Regions from separate parts of the Homo sapiens genome. Here region 1 is linked to region 2. A link is an interaction called in ENCODE POLR2A ChIA-PET data of the cell type or tissue named here. Cell type or tissue: A673. All regions are shown on one strand. Links, peaks and the distances in the headings refer to the core of each region. The heading gives the core; the rest is flanking DNA.

Region 1 (4,389 bases), core at 268-4,267, 57 kb after region 2:
CCTGAGCTACCGCACAGAGATCAGACTGGACAGGGCAATAGTGGGAGCCCTAGAGGGGACCGTGGACTCCCCTCCTCATTGAGGATCCCCTCACAGGGAGCCTAGCAGGACCCCTGGAAGGCCAGGAAACAGTGCCCAAAAGGGTCAAGGACTTTGGAATGCATTTCAGCCCCAGCCCTGCCCCTGACTGACCTGTTTAAATCACTTCCCCTCTCTGAGCCTTGGTTTCTTCACCTGTAAGATGGGCATAATACCAACACCCGCCGTGGAGGAGTATTACAAAGATAAATCAGGAGACCACATATAAGGTGCACAGGATGGGGACACCAAGCACCCAAGAAATGTTCATGATGAATTCTGTTTACTAGCTGTGTGACCTGGGGATGTTTAACTTCACTTCTTTGGGCCTCAGTTTCCAAATCTGCAGAATGGCATTAATAACGATCCTACTTCATGGTGGTGTTGAGAGGATTGAATGGGTTAGAATGGTGCGTGGCACAGAGTTCATTCCGGCTGATCTGAGCCATCGCCGTGGTTGTTGTTGTTGTTGTTGTTGTTGTTTTGCCTGCCCTTTCCTTTAGTTTCGTGTATGACATGATTGGTCAGCAGGGGCCATGGTTTTGTTTTTTTTTTTTGGTGTTGAGTCTCACTCTGTACCCCAGGCTGGAGTGCAGTGGTGCGATCTCAGCTCACTGCAACCTCCACCTCTCGGGTTCAAGTGGTTCTCCTGCCTCAGCCTCCCGAGTAGCTGGGACTACAGGCACATACCACCATGCCACCATGCCCAGCTCATTTTGTATTTTTAGTAGAGACAGGGTTTCGCCCTGTTGGCCAGGCTGGTCTGGAGCTACTGACCTCAGGGGACCTGCCCGCCTGGCCCACCAAAGTGCTGGGATTACAGGCGTGAGCCACCGTGCCCAGCCCCTGGGACTGTAATTTTTACCCTGACCCCGGATCATGCCATGGCACTAGTCCAGATCCTGTCTTGTGCTCCACTGCATCCCTGGCAGAATTCCAGCCCCCATGGGGCCCCCTGACCCCACCCTCCCCCCACCTCACCCTGCTGGGCTTCTGACCTTGTGTCCCTCCTCACCTTGGACAACAAGCTCATCAGAATTAAAGGAGTCTTCGGGAACCCTCCACACCCCTGACTGGTGCCTGCAGGTGTTCCTCTCTACAGTCTCATTCATTCCCTCACTACTTCCTCCCTCTCCTGCTTTCCAAGAAGCAGAATCACCTTCCACTTCTCCAGCGCAGGACATGAGCAGATCCCTCTACAGGGAGGGAAACCAATTCCACGGACCCTTAAGAATTGCTCCTCTCAGCCTGAGTCTGCAGACCTCCACCGAAGAACCCTTGACATGTGGCATTCAAATCTTGGGCTAAGAAATGATCCTTCAGCCGCCAGCTGTCCCTGCAAAGGAGAATTTGGGCCTTTACGACAGGCCGAGAAATAATTTCTTTGGATTCGTGTCAACATAGAAAAGTAAAAGGAAAGGTTAGGGGACACACAGTTTGGAAAACGCTGGCTTTGGCTCTCATATTCTGGAACTTTCTTCCTCCCAGTCTGATAGGAACAAAGGGCCTCTGAGGATCTGGTGGGACTGAGGCCTCCAGTCCTCTCCTCTCCTGGACCTCTCAGCTCCTGCAGCTGTGGTGGCCCCATGCCTGGGTCCCAGGGAAAACCTAGTCCTCCCCCAGCCTCCCCAGACCCAAGGTTGCCTCCCCTCCTCAAAGTGAGAAGGCCGGTGGGCGAGGCTCCCCTGAGTTATTGAGGGAAGAAATATGGCCGAGAACCCTTTCTGTAAAAATAACCTCCCGGGCTCCTCCTTTATGGGTGAGGGAAAGTGCTTAAAATGCTTAGAGGGAATAAACAGCTTTTAATGAAGTTACATTGCCACATAATGGGTATCATAAAATTGCCTTCATACTACAGGGTCCCAGGATGGCATTTATTATCGACTGCGCCGGAATAGTCTTTGCAGAGCTCCGGCAGCTGCAGAGAGAAGAATGCAAAAGTCTCCTTAAATTACCTGATTGAAATAACCAGGCGGAATATTCCGCGGGGCCGCCGCGTGCCAGGGAAGCCGCCTTTGGGGTGGTCTGTCAGAGGCGGTTTGTGCATTCTGAGGAACACAGGAGTTTCATTGCAGCAAAACAGATGTTCATCTTGTTTCTCCATCGGCTGTTTGATGAGAAATTTATTGCTCTTCCGCTGGGCAGGAGGCCCCTCTCGGCTGTGGAGTCTATTAGGCAAGCCAGCAGCTGGCGGGAAGCCAAGGTGAGGCTGTTTTGATGAAACCCATGAAAAGCTTTGGCTTGGAGGCGCCGGTAATAATGCACTGGCTAGACTCTCCTGATTGGGCGATTGATTGGCCTGATTTGATTTATTGATCAATACCCTCAAATTTGGCGTCTGAGAAGCTGCACTAATCTTTAACTGTTGTGAACATCTCTACCTGCTGGAGAATTAGATCCTGATAAGGAATGTATGAAAGGAATCGGGGCTTATCTTAATCACACACCGGGCCCCAGCACTGCCCGAGCCGGCGAGGGCCTCTGTGCACCAGCTCCATTGCCAGGCAGGCCTGCGCAGATCTATAAATTGATGGAATTCAAAGCCTCCAGCATCGATTACCGTTATAACAAACAGTGGTGCACAGAATGTCTGATTATTTTTAGACAAAGATTCTGTTCTCTCAGCAGCAATTTTGCTGAGGCTGTCACTGTGTCAGATGTCTACTGTTGATTGCAATTAGATGCAATACAAAAAAAAATTAAACTATCTGCATCCTCACTCTTATTTCCAGTTATTAAATCTCTCTCTTTGTTTGCCATTTCCTCATGATATCTACAGCTGGATGAAATATTTGGTTGGCAAGAGAAATCCTTGTAATTCATGGGGGGTGCAAGGACCCACTGACTCATCGGATTATCTCCGACGGGTGCACCTAATCTGGGAGGAGGGGAGGCGCACAGGGAGGTGGGGGGACATTTGTTTAAAAATGTGCAAAGGGAAGACTTGATGCAAAGATGTTTCAGGGCAGGGTCGGGGGATAAAAATCAATCTCTGAAGCCCTCCCGAATGACTGTGATGGGTTTAATCTGTGTTCCGTTCCCTTCCACATAGAGCAGGACCTAACTAGAGACATGCCCCCATCCTAGGGCCCCGGGGAGGTTATCCATAGTGATCAGAGCTCAAAGGTTGGCACCACTTGAAATAATTAATTCCTCTAAACAGAGGACCACTTCCACGCTAAATCATACCTGAAGAGTGGGCTCCAGGTAATTGCAGGTATGAACAAATTAGGCATTCTCTTTTACATACAGCCCGGCGGCCAGCATCCTGGCGTTGGGCAAATCCATTCATCATCCTGACGTTCTCCAGTTGATCCGTCTTCTCAGAGCCATTAGCCCCCACGTCCTTGACGGTGGAACAGTTGTAAACTCGAGACCATCCGTGGGGTGGCTGAGACTGACAATTCATTACGCAGTTGGATGGAGAAGGCGGCTCAGGTGACAATGCTGAGGCCTCCCAGTTCCCAGAAGCTGGCTCCGCTTGGAATTGGCAACTGCTGGCTAATTTTAGAACAGTCATCGTTGGGGATGGAGAAGGAGGAGGAGGCAGCTTTGACTTTGGGGTCAGACGAGCGGGTCCTGCAGAAATTGGCTGAGCTCAGTAACACATTGATCACCAAGGCAAGTGGTCATCTTCGTTCAGGTGGGCATGGGACAGTGGTCCCTGAGCCAGCCCAGGATACATTCAAGTGCCCCCAAAAGGACATTCCAGGGGAGCCAATGAAGGGACTCATAGCTCCCTGGTGACAGGGAAAGGGCCAGTCTCGTTCAATAATCGGAATAGCACCAGCCATTTATTCGCCACCAACTGCCCCGGATCCTGTACCAAGCATTTGACATGCACCTTCCTCCTTCAATCTGCCCGGGTACCTTGGGAGGAGGTTATAATTCTACCTGTTTGGGAGATGCAGAAACTGAGGCTCAGAGGCCTTGAGCAACTTGTCCAAGGTCACACAGCTAAGAATGGGTGAGGCTGGAAGTCAAATTCAGGTCAGTTTCTGAAGTTTATGTGCTTCACCCCAGTTGAGAACTCAATGAATATTTGTGGAATGGCTGGATGAATTACTGAATGAATGAATGATATGTGAACATCCAGTCGGGACTCAGCTGGGCTCTGGGATAGCCAAGAATGACAGGGTCAGGCTGTCCCTCAGGCAGGCCTGGCATTTGGGCCTCCAAGCCTGCTGGGGGTGGCTCCTGCTTCATCTTCATGGGCATAGAGCTGTGCCCAGGCTCCAGTCCCCTCAGTTGGAGGAGCCAGTTTAACATCACCAGAGAATTCTGTGCAAGGAAATCTCAGGGTCTGAGGGG
Region 2 (4,389 bases), core at 213-4,212:
TGTTGAAAGAAGATTGTTCTGTTGGCGTCTGCAAGGCTGGCCCCCTAGTCTGGGATCTTCTGGAAAGAAACAAGTCAGGGAAAAAAGTTATGCACCAGGGGAGATCCTGCCAATTTGCACGAGCAATAAATAATGTCCAGAGAGCAAACAGCCACCGGCTAGTTGCTCGTGGCTGCAGATATTTGATATGGGGACACAAGTCAGTGCATGCAGTGAACTTCAAATGGGGCAGGGGACTGACCCACCCCGCCCTGTCACAGGCTGCTTCTTTTAAACAATAATTATTAAAGAAAGGAAGTTGCAACAGAAGCCCAGGAAGGTTATGCATCGGCTTTGATATTTACAGTTTTTATTTCTTCCTGGATGGATAACTCCTGCTGTAATTTAATGGGCAGGAAATGTTTGATCGCCTCCTTGGATGTCCGATGCAGCCACAAGGTCTGGGAGTCCTGGCCAGGCCTGCTGGGCCCCAGGAGCCTTCCGTGTCTCTGGCTGACCCAGTCCTGAAGGGACTCAGAAAACTCAATAAACCCCAGAGTGATAACAGAAATAGCTAATGCTTACCCGGCATATAGTTTCTTTCTTTCTTTTTTTTGAGACAGGGTCTCCCTCTGTCGCCCAGGCTGAAGTGCAGTGGTGCCATCTTGGCTCACTGCAACCTCCGCCTCCCAGGCTCAAGTGATTTTCGTGCCTCAGCCTCCCAAATAGCTGGGATTACAGGTGCACACCACCACGCCCAGCTAATTTTTTGTATTTTTAGTAGAGACAGGGTTTTGCCATGTTGGCCAGGCTGGTCTCAAACTCCTGGTCTCAAGCAATCCACCAATCTCGGCCTCCCAAAGTGCTGGGATTAGAGGCATGAGCCACCACGCCCAGCCATTACCAGGCACTTTGTATGTGTTGGATCACATGCACTTTCTATACATTAGCTCACTTAATTTTTTTTTTGAGACAGGGTCTCACTGTATTGCCCAGGCTGGAATGCGGTGGCACAGTCATGGATCACAGCAACTTCCACCTCTCAGGCTCAAGCGATCCTCCTACCTCCACCTCCTGAGTAACTGAGACTATAGGTACATACCCCCACACCTAGCTAATTTTAGTGTTTTTGGTAGAGACGGGGTTTCACTATGTTGCCCAGGCTAATTTCAAACTCCTGAGCTCAAGCAATCCCCCTGCCTCGGCCTCCCAAAGTGCTGGGATTACAGGCGTGAGCCACCGCGCCCAGACAAACTTAATCCTCTTAAAACCCACAGAGGGTGATGCTCCTTTTGGTCCCCTTGTATTAATAAGGAAACAGGCTCAGAGGGGTAAAACACAGCAAAAGTCAGAGCTGGGATTTGAACCCAGGTCTTCTGGCTCTAGTCAACATTTTTTTCTAGATGCAGTGAAAGTCACATAACATAAAATTAACCATTTCAGAGTGAACAATTCAGTGGATTTAGTACATTCATAGTGTTGTGCCACCATCACCACTATCTAGGTCCCAAACATTTTTATTCCCCCAAAAGGAAACCGCATACCCCTGAGCAGTGTAGGGGCCAAGGGAAACTTCCCTTTCACTCTCTGAAGGTTCCTTGAAAATCGATGGATGAAAGGCAAATTCATAGGAGAAAAGGCATACAAATTTATTTGATCATCGTTTTACTGACATGGGAGCCTTCAGAATGAAGACCCAAAGATACAGGGAAAACTATTCATTTTTACGCTTAAGTTCAGTCAAGTGTGGACAGCCATGTAGAAACAGGATTGAACAAAAAGATATGATGAAATGCTCAGACACTGAGTTGGGAAGCCCAGTAAGGCCTATCTGTCTGGATTCTTCTTGGCCTCCGTGCAGCCTGCCTGCCTTGTCTGTGTGAGGCAGGACCCTTTCTGGATTGGGGCTCCTATGACCTACAGTCAAACAAGGCAGGTCAGATCATTTCTTTATGGCCAGTTTTTATATAGAAAGGTAGTGGGAAGTTCAAGTAATATTTTTAGGTTTTATGGCTGGTTTGGGGAAAAAGGAGTTCTGAGTTCTTTTTTTCTTTTTCTTTTTCGACTTTTATTTTAGATTCAGGGGGTACATGTGCAGGTTTGTTACCTGCTTATCTTGCCTGATGCTGAGGTTTCAGGTACAAATCCCATCACCCAGGTAATGAGTGTAGTACCCAACAGTTGGTTTTTTGACCCTTGCTTCCCTCCTTCCCTTCCCCTTCCAGGGGTCCCCACTGTCTATTGTTGCTATTTTGATGTCCATGAGTACCTGATGTTTAGCTCCCACATACAGGTGAGAACATGCGGTATTTAGTCTTCTGTTCCTATGTTAGTTTGCTTAGGAAAGGGTTCTGATTTCTAATGATTCACCTTGGGGAAGAGGATTCTAGTTTCTGTGGCCAGTCTCAGAGAATGAGGGACCAGAGACAGGAGGGCAGGAGAAGTCCGGAGAAGAACCTTTGCTTCTGAGGCTGCTTTTGAGGCCTTCATTTTGGGGTACCATTTTCTGAGCCCTAACAGGAGCAACTCCCCATTCTCTCAGCCCCTAGGAGCCACCAGTTTACATTCCCTCTCTATGGATTTACCTATTCTGGAATTTTTTTTTTTTTTTTTGAGACAGAGTGTCCCTCTGTCACCCAGGCTGGAGTACAGTGGTGTGATCTCAGCTCACTGCAACCTCCGCCTCTTGGGTTCAAGCGATTCTCCTGCCTCAGCCACCTGAGTAGCTGGGACTCCAGGCACGTGCCACCGCACCAGGCTAATTTTGTGTTTTTAGTAGAGACAAGGTTTTGCCATGTTGACCAGGCTGGTCTTGAACTCTTGGACTCAGGTGATCTGCCCTCCTCGGCCTTCCAAAGTCCTGGGATTGCAGGCATGTGCCACTGCGCCCGGCCTGGATATTTCATATAAACAAAATCCTCCACAGTGTAGCCTTTTATGTCTGGCATCATGTTTTCAAGGTTCATCCATGTTGGCACATGGATCAGTAATTCATTCCTTTTTATGGCTGCATAACATTCCATTGCCTAGATATATCACATTTTATGTATCCATTCATTTGTTGCTAGGAATGTGGCTTGTTTTTTCTTTTTGGCTGTTGCAAATAGTGCTGCTGCAGATTCCGCATGGATAGGATAATGAGGGAAGCAGAGCAGATGTGAGGCTTTAGGGAGTGGTGGAGACTGAGGCTAATTAGAGAATGGGCACCCAGGCAAATGGCTCTGAGGATTGCCAGACAGGAGTGCAAGCACAGTGTGGTCAGATCTTCCAATTTTTTTTAGAGAAAATGAAAATTTAGATCTTTATGTTAAATATCTGATATTCAAGAAAAAGCAGAAACTAAACGAAACACATCTGCAAAGGCCAAATGGGCCACCGGGTTATGAACTATATTAGGGTTCTCCAGAAAAACAGATTCAACACGATGTATTACGTTTGTTTGTATGTGGGGTGGTGGCGTGGGGGGGGCGGATTTATTATAAGGAATTGGCTCATGTGTTCATGGAGGCTGAGAAGTCCCGAGGTCTTTTTTTTTTTTTTTTAAGATGGAGTCTCACTCTGTTGCCCAGGCTGGAGTGCGGGGACATAATCTTGGCTCACTGCAACCTCTGCCTCTCAGGTTCAAGCGATTCTCCTGCCTCAGTCTCCCTAGTAGCTGGGATTACAGGCATGTGCTACCATCCCTGGCTAATTTTTATATTTTCAGTAGAGACGGGGTTTCACCATGTTGGCCAGTCTGGTCTCAAACTCCTGACCTCAAGTGATGATCCACCCACCTTGGCCTCCCAAAGTGCTGGGATTACAGGCAGAAGTCCCAAGATCTGAGTCAGCAAGCTGGAGACCCAGGAGAGCTGATGGCATAATTCCACTCTGAAGGCCAGCAGGCTCAAGAACCAGGAAGAGTCAGTGTTTCAGTTCCAGTCTGAAGGCAGGAAAAGACTGCTGTCCTGGCTCAAGTAGACAGGCAGGAGGAACTTCCTCTTACCCGAGGGAGGGTCAGCTTTTCTGTTCTGTTCAGGCTGTCAGCTGATTAGAAGAGGCCCACTCACATTAGGAAGGGCTGCCTGCTTTACTTGGTCTTCTGACTCAAATGTTCATCTCATCTGGAGGCCCCGTCACAGATACCCCCAGAATAATGTTTGGCCAAATATCTGGCTACCCCATGACCCAGTCAAGCTGACACATAAAATTAACCATCACAAGTCCACCCCTTGTCAACTTGGCACCCATATGCATCTCCTTAAGCCATGTTTAATCTCCAAGTAAAGATAATAACAAGGTCATAATCCCACGTAATGTGATACAACTATCCTGTGTACAACCAAAAATGCACTAACTCCTTCCTTGGAAGAGGAAGTAAAGGACTTCAGTGATGTTTACTCTTTTCCTTGATACCCTACAGCTTAAATA

What was found. Peaks named below come from ENCODE experiments on the same cell type or tissue, not always from the same donor. Only the 100,000 strongest peaks of a DNase experiment are listed, where the experiment ranks them.
Region 1: POLR2A ChIA-PET joins it to region 2 with 5 read pairs; 3 of 35 experiments call an interaction of 5 or more read pairs at or near these places.

What each region holds. Positions count from the first base shown.
Region 1 is chr12:111,179,060-111,183,448 of GRCh38, forward strand. All of the region lies in intron 1 of CUX2 (cut like homeobox 2), which reads left to right. Among named protein-coding and RNA genes, the nearest start is that of MIR6760, 120 kb to the right of the region's middle. RefSeq lists an enhancer at 3,582-4,082. In A673, for the core only: no CTCF peak of the experiment used is centred there; a DNase peak (open chromatin) is centred at 2,242; H3K4me3 peaks cover 454 bases; H3K27ac peaks cover 1,170 bases.
Region 2 is chr12:111,122,606-111,126,994 of GRCh38, forward strand. All of the region lies in intron 1 of CUX2 (cut like homeobox 2), which reads left to right. Among named protein-coding and RNA genes, the nearest start is that of CUX2, 91 kb to the left of the region's middle. In A673, for the core only: no CTCF peak of the experiment used is centred there; no DNase peak of the experiment used is centred there; H3K4me3 peaks cover 8 bases.